Regions from separate parts of the Homo sapiens genome. Here region 1 is linked to region 2. Evidence: chromatin loops called from intact Hi-C (ENCODE). Cell type or tissue: endothelial cell of umbilical vein. All regions are shown on one strand. Links, peaks and the distances in the headings refer to the core of each region. The heading gives the core; the rest is flanking DNA. Region 1 overlaps MIR100HG (mir-100-let-7a-2-mir-125b-1 cluster host gene). Region 2 overlaps MIR100HG (mir-100-let-7a-2-mir-125b-1 cluster host gene).

The links. Peaks named below come from ENCODE experiments on the same cell type or tissue, not always from the same donor. Only the 100,000 strongest peaks of a DNase experiment are listed, where the experiment ranks them.
Region 1: it touches region 2 in a loop (4-fold over the local background); 9 of 110 quality-filtered maps call a loop at or near these places.

The regions. Positions count from the first base shown.
Region 1 is chr11:122,136,200-122,144,541 of GRCh38, forward strand. The region is part of intron 4 of MIR100HG (mir-100-let-7a-2-mir-125b-1 cluster host gene); the gene reads right to left. Among named protein-coding and RNA genes, the nearest start is that of MIRLET7A2, 6.2 kb to the right of the region's middle. In endothelial cell of umbilical vein, for the core only: no CTCF peak of the experiment used is centred there; DNase peaks (open chromatin) are centred at 1,062, 3,262 and 4,592; H3K27ac peaks cover 3,588 bases.
Region 2 is chr11:122,185,247-122,193,588 of GRCh38, forward strand. All of the region lies in intron 2 of MIR100HG (mir-100-let-7a-2-mir-125b-1 cluster host gene), which reads right to left. Among named protein-coding and RNA genes, the nearest start is that of MIR100, 37 kb to the left of the region's middle. In endothelial cell of umbilical vein, for the core only: no CTCF peak of the experiment used is centred there; DNase peaks (open chromatin) are centred at 1,405 and 4,195; H3K27ac peaks cover 5,479 bases.

The DNA.
Region 1 (8,342 bases), core at 33-8,032, 49 kb before region 2:
AGTATTACCTGATGGGGAAAACCTAAAATGCTTGTACAACATAGAGGGTAAAAAAGAGTTCTTAAAAAACTTGTCTTTGAGGGTGGGAGTGGGGGTGAAAGATAATAGACTACACATTGGGTACAGTGTACACTGCTCAGGTGACAGGTGCACCAGGATCTCAGAAATCACCACTAAAGAACTTATCCTTGTAACCAAAAACCACCTGTTCCCCCAAAACTATCGAAATTTTTTAAAAGAGTTGTCTTTGCTAACAGTCCTGGGGAAGCAATTTTTTATTAAAATATTGACATTCCTCCCAATGCTTCATTTGTCTAGATAAATGTAGCCCATGGCACAAAAATACGTTCTTAGGCTGGGCACAGTGGCTCATGCCTGTAATCCCAGCACTTTGGGAGGCCAAGGCAGACGGATCACTTGAGGTCAAGAGTTCGAGACCAGCCTGGCCAAAATGGTGGAACTCCATTTCTACTAAAAATATAAAAAATTAACTAGGCGTGGTGGTGGGCGCCTGTAGTCCCAGCTACTCAGGAAGCTGAGGCAACAGAATTGCTTGAACCTGGGGGCGGAGGTTGCAGTGAGCCAAGATCGTGCCACTGCACTGGGCAAAAGAACAAGAGTCTGTCTCAAAACAAACAAACAACACCAAAAGTACATTCTTAATAAAGTAGAAATGCACGGTGATTATGCTTTACTTATCATGCTGGCATTTTTCTAGCAATTTTTATTTTTCTATCATTCCCAACATTTTTAATTTTCCATGTATCTGGGATAGAATGTGGAATTAAAATAAAAATTAAAACAAATCTCTGTCTAAGAGCTTTCTTGAAGTATGACAAAGGTTTAGGGACAAGCCGTTTGTAATTCGCTGATGGCAGGAAAACTAATTCACTACTGGAGAATTCTGACATCTAAAATCTACATACTGATATGCTGGAGGGGAATGAGAGAGAATGTCTATGATTTTAATTTACTTAACCTATTTAGAAAAAAAAAAGTCATTTGAGTCATCCTGGCTCACTTTCTTTAGCATTAGTCAGATTGCATTTCCTTAAGCCTGCGAGTGTGTTTCTATGTAAATAAACTATGTAGTTCACTTGGGGATAAAAGTCACAGTATTTAGAGATTATAAAGACCTATTAGATCATCCGGTCTGGCCCACAAGAGATAATCCCTAGATAGGGAACATAACTGTTGATCTTTGCCAAGAAGCCAAGAAGAAACAGTTGGTAAAAATATTTTCCATACTTTTTTTTTTTTCATTTTAACTTATCTAATAGTGCTTCAGTCACTTCCCAAGTGGACTAGTAAAATGATCATGAAACAGTTCAGCTTATCAGGGAGATGCAAAGTTTAACTTATCTGAATTGACAATGGTCCACCCTCCTCCATTTGTTAAAGAAATGCTCTTGTTTGCAAAATGTGAACAGTGAAGAATCTGCTCTTTGAACTAGCCAGGCAGTTTCCTTTCAGTTAAGAAAGTCAAAAGGCAAGTTGTACCTCACTGGTTTTCTTAACCTACTTTCACTAATTTCAGAGAAATTAGATATTAAAACAGGAATCTGTACAGAGTAGAAAATGAATGATACATTTACAATTTACTGCTTTACAAACCAAAGTATTTTCCATCTTTATTTTCTATATTACATAAAATATGAAATATTATTGAAACTTGAAGTATACAGAAGTTTGGCATTAGGGTAAAAGTCAAAGTGACTCGGCAATATGAACCTTAAGAAATAAGAATTTGCTTAAGAATTTCCAGAGTCAGTATGATAGTTGTATCATGAGAGATTATATTCCATTAGAAATGCTGTTAAAAAAACATAATGTGGCCCTTGACTTCTTAAAGTCTACATCCTAAAGGCCGGGTACGGTGGCTCACGCCTGTAATCCCAGCACTGTGGGAGGCCAAGGCAAGCAGATCACCTGAGGTCAGGAGTTCGAGACCAGCTGGGCCAACACGGCAAAAACCCATCTCTACTAAAAATACAAAAATTAGCTGGGCGTGGTGGCAGGTGCCTGTAATCCCAGCTACTTGGGAGACTGAGGCGGGAGAATTGCTTGAACCCGGGAGGTGGAGGTTGCAGTGAGCTGAGATTGCACCATTGCACTCCAGCCTGGGCTACAAGAGGAACACTCCGTCGCAAAATAAATAAATAAATAGTAAAGACACCTATTCTGGTCACTGTGTCATTTATTCCCTAGTTCTTAAATCCTGCTTTGATCACCCTACGTGTTTTCCCTACTGAGATTATATTCAGAAAATTGTCAATATTCCTGAAGAGGTGAAAGTCACACACACGTACAGAAATAGGAAAAACTAACGAATAGTAGGGGATGAGCTGGTAACGTTAAATTAAAAGTTAGAAAAACTGGATCTAAACATTTAAAGCAGAATTATTTCTTATCAGCTAAACACAAATCAACCTAACCCAGGAAGGAAATTTTCTATTTTTATTCAGTTAGAATTTCCAGAGTCGGTATGATAGTTGTATCATGAGAGATTATATTCCATTAGAAATGCTGTTAAAAAAAATAGTGTGGCCCTTGACTTCTTAAAGTCTACATCCTAAGTCAAGAGCTTATATTTATTTAAGCCTATAACAAATTTGAGGATTTCAGAACTCAGTGAGACTCTCCATGTGCACTGAGCATGCACTGTGAGCTAAGCCCTTTGCCAGGTTTTGCAAGAAATCATAAAGGCAGTATTAGATATGGTCTCTGCCCTTCCAGAGCTTACAGTATGAGAGGGAAGATAAATATCTACTCCTCCGACCCTCATCTCCCACACATGATGAAAAGTGAGTGACTAACTTCTGCTATCTCATTTACATTGACCTCAGATGGTGAATCAGAGTCTAGACAAGAAAATCACACATGTACATGGGGAAACTGAGGAAAGTTTAATGAAAGGATAATTTGTAAAGATTGGACAGAGTTAAGAGGGACCAAGAAGAGATGGTGAAGTGTCCCAGGACTAACAATAGCAGGAAGTCCTTACACCCAAAGGCCTGAAAGAGCAAGAAGAGGGAGTAGTTATCAGAGGCCAGAGAGAGAGCTGAAACTGCAAGAGATGGCCTCTCTCAGGAAGGAATAAAGCTAGGTCCTCTCTGTAGCCTACAGGAAGTGAGTCAGGGGCATTTAGTACCCTAACCTCTGTCTTCAGTACCCTAACCTCTCTCTTCACTTTCTCTCTAATCTCTCCCTGTTGACTTACTTGGGCCAAACACACTCAGAAGCCGGTGGGCAAAAGAGACTGTTGAGGCAATGCATGAAGGTGCGCCTCTGAGAGCGTAGAGCTAGATAGAAAACGGTAGAGAAAAGATCTGGCAAGGCAGGCAATGGCCAACAGAGCTGGATGAATTTAGAGCCACCCAAGCTTACAGGATAAATATATGCTATATCCAGAAGTAAACATTTGGATAGATCGGTTAAGAGTAATGCTTTATTTGCAACAGAACATTTTGGCACTTTCCCATTAGATAAGATCAGTCAATGTTAACATAAGCTTCCAACTTAAGCCACAGAACATAAATGGTGAACTCTAGTTTAACCAATATTCTGCCAAGTGAGGTCTATAATTTGTACTTTTATGTGTCAACTAATTATACAAGATAAATTTGGTTTTATAACACTGACCTTGAAGCATACAGGATTCAGAATAACTTATAAATCTTAGGAGATGTTAAATTGTATTTAAAACAGTTTTTTGTTGTTGTTGTTTTGTTTTTGTTTTTGAGATGGAGTTTTGCTCTTGTCACCCAGGCTGGAGTGCAATGGCATGATCTCGGCTCACTGCAACCTCCGCCTCCCAGGTTCAAGTGATTCTCCTGCCTCAGCCTCCGAAGTTTCAGTAGCTGGGATTACAGGTGCCCGCCACCACGCCTGGCTAATTTTTGTATTTTTAGTAGAGACGGGGTTTCACCATGTTGGCCAGGCTGGTCTCAAACTCCTGACCTCAGGTGATCCACCCACCTCAGCCTCCCAAAGTGCTGGGGTTACAGGCGTGAGCCACCGTGCCCAGCCAAAAGTTTTAGTTTTAAGCAGAATATATTCTTTATTTTAAAAACTGGTCATTTGTATATCTCATACATGGCAATTCTATTAAAAACTATATTGATTAACCAGAAAACTCTGCTTCTTGGTCATGGCAAATAATAAAAAGTTTACTTTCCATAAATTCATTTTGCACCTTTCTCTTCAGTCTTTGGGGGATATACTATCCTTTAATTATGCTTCATTCAATATGTGTTTTGCAGATTGGTTCCAGTATATCAGTAGCACTTCGTTACTCAATAATAAAAAGCTACAAATAGATTAAAAGACTCTCAAGCCCCTCGAGGATTTAGAACACACACCACGAATGTTCCATTTATGCTTTGAAGTTGCTTATTGGCAGCTGAGCAGGAGCAGTATGTTGCTCTAACACTGCAGGCTCACCATGGAGCATCATGCATCCCAATTTGGAATTCAAGTTATGACTTGAATCCTATACATTTTATTCAAATATAAAAATGGCAACCACAGAACACTTGAGGCCTTATTCATCAAACAGAATTCATCACTGAGTCATTCTGGAATTGCTGTCTTTCTTTCCTGGACTTGATGAACTTTGATACATGAAATTTGGCTGCCCTTGGTACAATTCAATCAACAATTAGAGCACTAGAATTGCAGTGATCAGCCTGGTTTGGAAACATGTCTAAAAGTTTTTGATTCAATGTAAAAGCTGAATGTGTGTCCCACTCCTCTTTCCCCACTCCCCTCATCAAAGCCCTCACAGTCATATGACAGCAGGACTTAGCAGTAATAAATAATGTATATCCCTCAAATGTTTCAAAGACTATATATAATATAAAAAGTGATAATTATTTGTGGGATCCGAACTGTGCAGATAACCCTGAAAATGGATTCCTGACCCAGAATTTTTTTTTTTAATCACAGCGAGAAAAGTCTTTAGCACTTGAAGAAATGGGACATCTTAATTTTAGCTTCTGATCACAGTTTATAAACTATAAAACAAATTTCTTTTTAAAGTCTTATAGGAACAAGAAGTGATCTTGACTAAGATTCCCCTGAGATAGCCTCGCAAGTGAACAGATAATAAGATCACAAAAATGTGTTTGCCTGTGATCTTTAGATGGCCACACACAGCACACAGTCTACTTTCAGGTAATTTTCAAGTAAAAATCTCAGTGTAATCATAATGTATTGATTTGTTTTGCCTTGGTTCCTTTTCACAAATATATTGATCCACATTCCTTCTACCTGAAGCACTCAGAAGAGAAAGGCAAGATGCACAAAGTAGGATAAGTCAGAAAGAGGTGGCTATGTTATCAAACATTTATTTGGATCACATTTTAGGAAATACCCCATAAAGTCTCTACTGTGCTTATTCAAAGAGTCCTCTTTCCCTGAATTTGTATCTTGAGAAGTTAAGTCTCATTTTCCCCTGCCAGAACTGGAACGATTTATTAAAGCAACAGAAAGAAAATGAAAAAGACAGAATCCATCTTCTAGACAAGGCTCAAGCCATATTAAACATGACGCTACGTGAATTTCTCCCCTCCTCCACCCTCCTTAATGCACCATATAGAGAGGCTCTCATGCTGTAAAGATGTCATATATACTTTCTCTTCACTCAAAGCTTCCTGAATAAAGAGAGATCTATTTGTCTCCATGGTGTTTTCGCCATTAACAGTATCAGAGCTGCAGGAACACAATGGGAGATGTGTTTTCCGTTAACCTCTTGACTCAGAGATGTCCTGATGCTAAACGTTATTGCATTTTGCATTAGCACAGAACAGTGGGAGTTCTGTGACTGATGTAAAAGGGTTGAGAAGGGCCACAGAAGCTCTCATGTGCTCCATACTGCAGTTGGCGGTGGAGCACGAAGCACATAATTTTTGTTCAGAAAGAGCACAAACGGGAACCAGGGAAGGAGGTGGTGAATCTGACACAGTCCCTCCTGTTCACCACTGAGATAATCTACACTGTAAAATGATATTCAGTGTCTGATCATAGACATTAACTTGGCAGAAACTAATTTACTTTTCTTTATTACCTTAGCCATCAGCAAACCACGGAACGAACAAGGGGATTAATATTTACTTTCTTCTCAGGCTACTTTTTCCATTGCCTTAATATGGCCTTCAGCGTTAGTAGTTTGATGTGGCAACCATTACTGAAAATGTTCCTTACTATTCTGCTCATGTCCCTTTGACAGTGCAGAGATAGAATTGGGGAAATACCCTTCCACGCTATAAGACAAGGAGGATATGTAGTCTAAGAAGTAAGAGTCGTCTGGGCGCGGTGGCTCATGCCTGTAATCCCAGCATTTTGGGAGGCCGAGGCGGGCGGATCAGGAGGTCAGGAGATTGAGACCATCCTGGCTAACACGGTGAAACCCCGTCTCTACTAAAAATACCAAAAATTAGCCGGGCATGGTGGCGGGCACCTGTAGTCCCAGCTACTCGGGAGACTGAGGCAGGAGAATGGCGCGAACCCGGGAGGCGAAGCTTGCAGTGAGCTGAGATCGCGTCGCTACACTCCAGCCTTGGACGACAGAGTGAGACTCCGTCTCAGAAAAAAAGAAAAAGAAAAAGAAAAAAAGAAGTAAGAGTCTACTCATGAAATCAAAGATTACTGAGTGACAATCCCAGAATTGCAGAATATTCATTATGGGTACCACAGAAACTATTGCGTTTCATTCCACGAGTTTACATATTTGAAGAGTGGAGGTCATAATGTTTAAATGATTTGACTATGGCAGAACCAGGTTGGGTACCAGCACTCATGTACTCATGTCCCCAGGTGAATTCTCTTTACATGCACGAGTCAAGCATGCTTCTGTTGAATGAATGACCATTGTACTAGGAAGATCTATAGGACCTTGCTCAATGTCACAATATCCCTATTTCTAAAATGTAACTTTTTTGTGTGCTGCATCAAAGGGTTCTGTATTAGTGAAGGGAACTAAAATATATTAAAAATATAGGCTGTGTGACCTACAATTAAAGGGGGAAACTTGATGTATTTATGTAAAGATGGGAAGCCATCCTCAGATTTCTTACCCTCAGCTTAAGTACTTGGACTTCTGGAGTAAAGAAGCATTTGATTATGTAAAACTTTGCTACCCTAGAGTGTGTTCCATGTATTAACAGCAGCATCTGCCCTGAAGGATTGGTTAGAAAGAATAGCAGTGGCCTACGTTGTTATTCTATTTGTAGTTGGAACTTATATTAAATATTTAGGAAATATATATTGCTTGAATTAAGAAAAACTTGGTTTACTCCTTTTTCCTAAGATCTTCATAAAGCTCAGAGAAGACAATATGCCAAAGTCAACTTAGAGAGAAGGCTACTGTTTGTCCTCACAAGACTGTCTTTAGAAGTAAATACATTTCTGGTATAAGAAGGGGGCTGCTTGCACTGTTACATGCTAGCTTTAGTATCTCTATTAATAAGCCAATTAGGAAAGAATCTTATGCCTGCTAATTAAGGAGCACAGATGATCCATCTTCAATAAAGTTTATAAACTCACTATTCTAAATGACCAGTCCCCTTAAATTGGGTCAGCAAAACATTCTTTGCTGGATGAAGAAGGTCAAGATGCCAGCAGTGTTTCTACGTTTTGAAGCTCATCAGTGAACTAGGAAAATAGCTGGATTAACAGATTCTGAAAAATTAAAATAACATATGTACCACCCATAGAGATATAATTTCTTGATAAATATGTAAAAGTGTATCCCACTACAAGTTTCTTTTCCTTCCTTTTTTTTTTTTTTTTTTGAGACAGAGTCTTGCTCTGTCACCCAGACTGGAGTGCAGTGGCACGATCTCAGCTCGCTGCAACCTCCGCCTCCTGGGTTCAAGCGATTCTCCTGCCTCAGCCTCCCGAGTAGCTGGGACTACAGGTGCATGCCACCATGTCTGGCTAACTTTTGTATTTTTTAGTAGAGATGGGATTTCACCATGATGGCCAGGCTGGTCTTGAACTCCTGACCTCAAGTGGTCCACCCTGTCTTGGCCTCCTCTTTTCCTTCTTAAACCCTGAGATTAATTCCTAGAAGATACTATGGCCATTTGTCTAAATGATGTATTTGGGATTTATGGGGTTAAAAATGACTGTCCATTACATAAAATTCAGTGAAGAGTTTCCCTGAGGAAATAGAACACATACTCACCAAAGATGAAGACAAGGGATACATTATTTTGGAAAATACTTTACCCATCCACTACTGCTGAAATTCACACTAAGATGGTATCTAAAGTGGCTTCCAACATTATCTATTTTCCTTGCATTCTCAAACTCTTTGTCCCACCATGAGCTATTGGCTA
Region 2 (8,342 bases), core at 115-8,114:
ATCAGTAACCTGCAAAGCCTCATGGGGCCTCACCCTTGCCTCTCTGTTATCTCTCTGACCTATAATGCATTCCCTTCCATCTCTTTGAATCAGCCATGCTGGCTTCTTTGCTGTTCATTAAATGCGCCAGGCAGTCTCCTGCCACTGGGCCTTTGCACAGGCTGTTCTCTCTGCCAGTGATACTCTTCCCTGGATATATACTTACAGTCTCACCTGCCTCAGATATTTGCTCAATTGACACTCCTATTTAAAATTGCAACTGTGCACATGGTCCTCCTCTGCCAGTGCCCCACCCCAGTCTTAAACCTAATCACTCTGCTTTATTTTCATCTTTTCCATAGCATTTACTATGAAGAATATAATATATTGGCTGATGTACTGTTTACTGTCTGTCTCCCTGTGCTAGAATGTAGATTCTGCAAGGGTAGGGATTGGTGTCTGTCTTGGTCATGTCTTTTTTTAAGTCCCTAGAATAGTGCTTAGCATAGGAAGTCACACAATGGGTGTTGAACTGAATTGAATAAAATGAGCTTCCAGGAAAAGAACCAGAATTGATAACATTGTACCTATATGAAATAAGAACTTGACTTAAAAGAACTTGATAGAGAATTACTGTCTACTGACTGATTAAATCACAAAGCAAGAGGGTAGAATACCTGAATACACGGCCTGTTTGTTGGAAAAGAGATGACAACCTGGAATGACCACCTGAAAGAAAATGAAAACATATCTCCTCTCCCTTTTTTTAAAAGATTCTGGCAATATATTTTCAGATGACTCCAGAAGGAGCTTGGAACAGACCACAATAATATGTCCTACAAAGTCATGAAGGAGCTGAGCTTAAAACTTAACCTAAAAAAAAAATCTGTTTCTCTATATCTAGGGTTCATTGTAGTTCTATACAGACACTCTGACCCATAGATGTCTGCCTGTGGCTTGTGCTATTGATGGCTTATCTACGTCCTATTTCATTAAATCAGTCTCAGAAAAGAGCAGCAGTCCCACGGAATGTTTATTTTCACCAGGCTTGGCAATCTTAAGGAAAATCAAGTAGCACAGTGTTCTCAAGGTATAGTCCCCGTCCTGTGGCATTAGCACCACCTAGAAACTTGTGATAATTGCAAGTTCTTGGGATCCACCCCACCCCCAAATTAGAATTTACAAAATCAGAAGAAATTTTAAGGGTAGTACCCAGCCATCTGTGATTTAACAAGTCCTCCAGATGACTCTGATGCCCATTCAGGTTTGAGAGCCATTGAGGAAGCAGAATTGTTCATTTACAAGTTTACAATGACTTTCTTAGCAAGGCAATCTTAGAATACAGACTTCCTCCACTGATTAATGCAATAAATTTGCTCTGTTATCCAACACCCAACAATGACTCAACAGACTTCTCTTTTGCACTAACCTTTGCGAAATACTCTTTCTGGGCATTCTGCCTCAGATTAATGAGAAAGTGGTAGACTGCTCACATATTCCAGAAGCCTGAATTAACTGATTTCATAATGCTCTGAGCTGCTTGGCTCCAGGTTCTTCCTGTTAAGATTTATGAACCCAGACTGTAACACCATTTCTCAACATATCTTCAAGTTGATGATTTCATTTCAATAGTAAAGTTGACCATAATGGAAAGTGAATTAAAGGAAATCAAACAAACAGATATCGAGGGTTGTGTGAATTTGTCAAAAATGACTTACTAATTAAAAATATTAATTCACAAGTAGGTCACCAAGAGCCCCTTTGCTTTGATTATTCATGTAAAGCCCGTTAGTCTGTAAATTATTCACTTAAAAACTAGAACTCCATCTAGTCTATGAAGTCTAAAACAAATATTCCTTAAGGTCAAATTTCCTAGGACTCTCACATTCCCATTAAAGGTAGACAGAGATCCCATTTAACCGATGACAAAACAGAAGCTCAGAGTCTTAGCTAAGGCCACATCATTATGGACAAAGTCACAAGGCTCAGATTTCTTGAATTTTCTTATAGATGTCAATTCAATTGTAATTAATAATGTATTAAGTACCTGCTCTGTGCCAGACCCTGGATTAGGGGATGGGGCTACATAAGTTTCTTTTCTTTTCTTTTTTCTTTTTTTTTTTTTTTGAGACAGAGTCTTGCTCTGTCACCCAGGCTGGAAGGCAGTGGTGCAATCTCAGCTCACTGCAACTCCGCCTCCCAGGTTCAAGCGATTCCCCCGCCTCAGCCTCCTAAGTAGCTGGGATTACAGGCATGCACCACCATGCTGGGCTTTTTTTTTTTTTTTTTAGTAGAAACAGGGTTTCACCATGTTGGTTGGGCTGGTCTTGAACTCCTGACCTCAAGCAATCCACCCACCTTGGCTTCTCAAAGTGCTGGGATTACAGGCGTGAGTCACGGCGCTCGGCATAAATTTCTGACATAGTCCCTGCCTTTAAGGAGTTCAATGCAAGAGACCCTGTCTCCCTGATTATTTAATATCTTTCTTTGGCTGACTTCGAACTCCAGTGAAGTAATGAAAGGAATAGTAATGATTGTTGATTTTTACATTGAAGAAATCTTGTGACAGAAAGAATTTCACCAGGAGGAGAATCAAGGTCCTCACACTGACCACGCACTATTTAATCAAGGCACCAAGATGTCCTATATCTTGGTGTTGAAGAGATTAAAAGTGCCCTATTGTGGGCTATTAATATTTCATACCATAACACAATGTAGAGATACCATGTGAAAAAATGATGAGCTTGTAGAAAAGGCAGTGAGAATTGGAGCTCAAGCTCAGAGAAGAATAAAAGCTAAGTATGAACAAGTCACATTTTACAATTTAAAAATAACATGATGTTCAGATATATTCCCAAAACAAAGACATAGTAGAACTGGTCTGCACTCTTGTTATTCTCTTCATTATATGAGTACAAGGTTGAGTTTGGGAGGTCTACATTTTTCAAAACACTAGCACCACCACTTTAGCAAATGTTCAGGTTAAGGCAATAAACTTGTGTGGCTGGGAACTGGAGACCAAGTTCTGGTCTCCACTGTAAAACTTACTGACTTTATAACCAAAGGTAAGGTTATTTTGGGTGGTGGAAAAGGTGAAAATAAGACAACTGCAGACAGGACTTTTTAAGGAAATTGAAGTTTTCCATAAAGCATTAAAAGCTATAGAAATATAAGGTCATATTTATTCAGTCACCATTTTAAGCACCTATAATATACTCTGAGTAGCACCAAGTCCTGGGGATACCCAAGTGCATATACTGTCATCACGTGGCATCCATGAAGAATTGGTTCCAGGATCCCCTGCCAATACCAAAATCTGCAGATGCTCAAGTCCTTTATATAAAATGTCTAGTATTTGCATGTAACCTATGCACATCCTCCTGTATACTTTAAATCATCTCTAGATTACATATGATATCTAATAAAATGTAAATACTATGTGAATAATTGTTATATTTTATTGTTTAGGGAATTACAAGAAAATAATCTGTAGGTGTGCAGTACAGACACAACAATCCTTTTTTTTTCCAAATGTTTTTGATCCAGAGTTAATTGAATCCCCAGATGTGAAATCCATGGATGTGAAGGACCAATGGTAACAAACCATTGGTGTTTTTTATTCATTACTAGAATAGCTGGGAAACATCCTTAGAACATCAGTCCAAAGTGACTTGAAGTGTAAAAAAATTGGATATAAGAGAGCTTTTAAAGAGAGTTAAGTTTCCTTCATTAGAAAAAAAAAAACTAGGGAAGGTAGGCCTAATAACTTTAAAAAATTCATGGCGTCATTTTAAGAAGAGCTTAGGTCAGCCAGTATGAAAACAAAGAAAAAGAAAAGTTAGCCTCAAGTCATAGAGGAAAAAAAAAAAAAAAGATTTGGAAAGAGATTAGGGAGACTGATTTTTCTGGAACACTAGAGCTAGTTATTGGGGGAAAAAAAACCCCGTGGAATTGCTCTGCTGGAAGCATTTGGAAAGTAATTAGCTAATTCTCTTTCTCAATGTGTTTAAAGATAAGACTAAAAGTGGGTGCTAGAATACTCCTTTTCTTGAAGCTCCGCTTCTAGAACTCTGAATGGCAATGAGGTGGATTAAAAGTCTATTCTCTTCTCCCTCCCTTATTTGGCTGGCATGTCTAATTCCAGAATTGGAAACTCATAGACATTGCTATGAAATGTATCATAGATCATGACTCACTATGAAAAGGACAAGTGTGCAAGTTGCCTTACCAGTGAAAAATCCTCTGCCTGCCCTCTTTCTTCCTGAGACAAGACTTCAGTTCTTTCTCTCTGATTCATATCCTGAGGAAATCAACATGATAAAAAATGGCTGCGTTCAATTAAAAAATGTCTCCAACCCACACTTTAAAAACATAAGCTCTTTTCAATCCAGATATGGATTATCTTCCTGAGAAAGTCTTTTCCTTCAGAAGAATTTTGTGCCATTTAAGATAGGCAAAACAGGCAGAATGCCATTCCTGCAATGAAAGTTACGCATTTAGCCAACAGATTTGCAAAGTGCATCTGCCATGGCAATGGATTTAAAGATGGGAATTAGTAGGAGAAAGAACTATGGTTTATTTGAGCCCACCAGCATCAGGTATTCTAGGTACTCTTCAACAGCAGCAGTTAACATTAATTGAATGCTTGCTAGGTATCAGGTACCATTCTAAGTTTTCCTTGCATTATTTCATTTAATCCAAACAAGTTCATGACATAAATCCTATTATGGATCCTAACTCACAGATGAGGAAAATGAGGCTCATCAGAGGTTAACCAATTTTTTCAATATGAGGTAGCAAGTAGCAGAGAGGGCTTTCAAATCAGAACTGTCTGACATCAGAACTTAAACTTCTAACTATTCCTCATACAGTCTTTTAGGAAAAGGTAGATACAAGATCTCCATTGTGGATATGAGAAAATGGAAACTCAGAGAAGAAGAGTAGCTTGATTAAGAGCACAAAGATTACTGATGTTTTTGGCCTAGGATTTGAGCTCAGGTCAGGAGGACTCCAATGTTCACGTTCCAGTCATATCGATAGAAAACCTAGGAGATGAGTAGATGTCCTGACATTCATTCCACGTAGATTATTTTTAATTCAAATAAGCAAATGCCCACTATGTATAAAACTCTGTACAAGTCTTACTGCATGTAAGACTTTGAAGATAGTATGAAAAAATTAAATATATTGTACCTGCCTCCAATGAACTTTAAATTCTAGTTGACAGAGAAAACACACAGATGAATAAACTAAGATCAGTTGCAAAGTATTGTGACACCATAGGTAAAATAATATCCTACGCATTAAATAGATTCAGAAGAAATGCTGGGAGAAGCAGTGATTAGAGAAGAAAATTGATCAAGAAAAGCTTCCTTGGAGAGGTATAAAATGATATGTATGATGAATAGAGTTGATCCCATTGCCTGACTCCCTGTCTATTTTTGTGGGTAGAAAAAAAAAGATACTTTGGAGAACCTATATGGAGAGAAAATATGATCTTAGCACCTATGGGAAACGTCCTATGAAAGATACGGCTCACAATTACAGAGCCATGGAAAGGTTGAAGGACAGGGAAGGATTTCTCTGTGATTACAGTTAAAACTACTAGTGATTACTCTTTCTCTTGGCTAGTAGTTTTCCATAGGGTCCCATCAAATATAAACTATAATAGTTACAGATCAAATCTACACTCATTCTTTATGAAAAAAAGGCAAACAGCCAGAAGAGAGGGAGAGGAAAAGTTCATTTCAGCATTTTCAAGGGATTTTCCATGAGATCTAGCCAGTAATAGAAGAGAAAAAAATTTTTTCTGAATAAGGAATGGGCTCGAATGCTGATTGCTTATTTCACCTCCCACCTCCCCGGCAAACCCCCAATTTAATAAATAATTGGCTATTAAAAAGAACCTTTGGATGGTAAGCATGTATTCCTCAGTTATAAGATTTATCCAAGCTACGTTCAACTTTTTTTCAGTCTAAAGCATGGACTTCAGCCTTCAAGAGGACTATTTACTGAGACTTCTGTAAGAACATTATCTTCTTATAAACTAGAAGCAAGAAGTATTCAAGGTGTTAATGAGTATTACTAAATAAAACAGTTCTAAAGTCAAATCACTGGGAAAGCAAATGTTTTACTTTATTGTATTATTTTTATTTTACAGCCTTAACTATGCTGATGTACATTTTGAATGTCCAGTGGGGACATATTCAGGATTTCTTAAACTTGTTTGACCTTAGAATACCTCCTTATTTTGTAGAATTTGTATTGATATCTCATAGACTTCATATTCCAAGAAAAGAGTCATGCTCTCTTTCCTTACATAAGTTTTAGAAAGGTAGCTCTTAGAACAGTTAGGTCCAGGTGGATGCAGTAATGGATGGAGAAAGAGGACTACCAACTGGCCATAACTTCAAGCCCATAGCTGGGAGTGATGGGCCTCCACTTTCAGCTTCCTTGAATTCATCATTAAGCAAGAGTGAGTGACAAATCTCTAATGTTTCTTTTGATGCTTTTCAGGGCCACGTTCACAGCCACATGGAAAAGCACTGGCGTCACTCTCCTCTATAATGATCAGCTCAGTGTTGGTATCAGTGGGAACGAGGGAGACAAAGCAGGGGTTTCTTCCCACAAGATGGCCAAGGGCTGTCTAGAACTGATGGAGCACGTGGAGTGAAGGATCATTTACACTGCATGCCTGAACACACTGTGTCAATTACATTTTAGTATTTCACCCATAGTCTTTGAAAAGCACTCAAAAGAGTTCAGATTCTTTTAGTGGGTCGTTCTGTATCTGTTAGATGTTCCTTGCCCTTGCCTACATCTGACCAGAGTATAAGACTAATGAAATCAAACTTCTCTAAAGGCCACTTGTATGAGTGTGACTTTAAAATGCTGCCATTGCTTATGGTCATTTAAAGAGGAGGAAATGGAGACAGTGAAGAGAAAGTTGCACCACTTAGAGTTCTATTTTGAGACAGAAATCCTCAAGTAAAACTTCTGTCTACAGGAATGCAGTTTTCTTAGGAGAGAGTTTACTTCTAAATTAGCACACCTGAACTACTTAATTCCTAACACATCACACGTACCGCTGAATCAGACGGCCTACCCTGAAGGGCTGTTTTTCTGCCCTATCCTAAGAGTCAGAAATGTGTAAAAAGACACAGTCAACTCATTAACACATTTGCATTTTTCAATAGCATTAACCAAGATTTTTATAAAAAGTATATGTATAAATATGTAAAATTAACATATTTTTAATGTAAATATTGTATCATTGCATGTAAGTATACTTATGCTTCTTTTTATATCATCCAAATATCTTTATCAATGAAGAATTCTCTATTTTACAGGTAAACAGTTTTAATGAACAAACTAATGTTTGTGTAGTGCTTTACAGTTTACAAGTCTTATTTTATCTTCAATACAACTCTGAGAGTTGAATCTTAGTGTCTTCATTTCATGATGTAGAAATTAAAGATTGAGAAAATATCACCAGGCTAGTAATTGGCAGAGTGAGACTGAAACCCAGACTTTTTTTTATCTCAGATTTAGCACTGTCATTTCTCAAGGAGTGAGTCAGAACCCACATTTTCTGAGAGATTTCCAGAATAAGTGCATGGTGATCCGTTCTATACTCGTAGTTCATTGTACTGCAAAATTAGTACTTGATTGGAAACTGTCTTATTGTCCAACTACTTCATGTGTCTCTGTCTTATCTATCACACCCAAACATAAGCCTTTTATTATGTTGCTCTTTGGGGCATCCCCTGACTTCCTCATGTGCTGTTCTTACTGCAGAGAATGCTCTCTCCTTTCAGACCCCACACAACAAGGCTCAATCATATTCAACAGGACTCAGGCTAGGGGTGGTGCCTTTCCCTTCTTGGAAACTCTTGCTGGCATTCTCAACCGTCATCCTTGCTCCAGGAAGGAGACTCTCCTATATGCTCCTATAGCATCCAGAGCTGACATCTGTAATGGATTCATCCCACTGTCTTGCACTGCCAGTGTCTATTTATCATGCATTTCCCACATGACCTTCACCACCTTGAGAACAGGAATCTTATGTTACTTCTCTTTGAATCCTCAGAACCTACCACATAGTAGGCTATTAATAACTGATAAATAAATAATTGAATAAATAAAGTAACATAAAACCAATTAAGGCAGTTAGTTAATGTCTTTGAGGAGTTCTCAGGCTCATGGGAAGAAGAATCTGTAAAGAGAACAGGACAAGCAACACAGCAAGGTGTACTTCCCCAGTACACAGATGGATTCAGGTGCCTTGGGGGCATACACAAGAAGGGACAGTGCTGCCCTGCCAGTCAGGCCTCAGAGAAAGCAAAGTTGAACAGAGTCTTGAA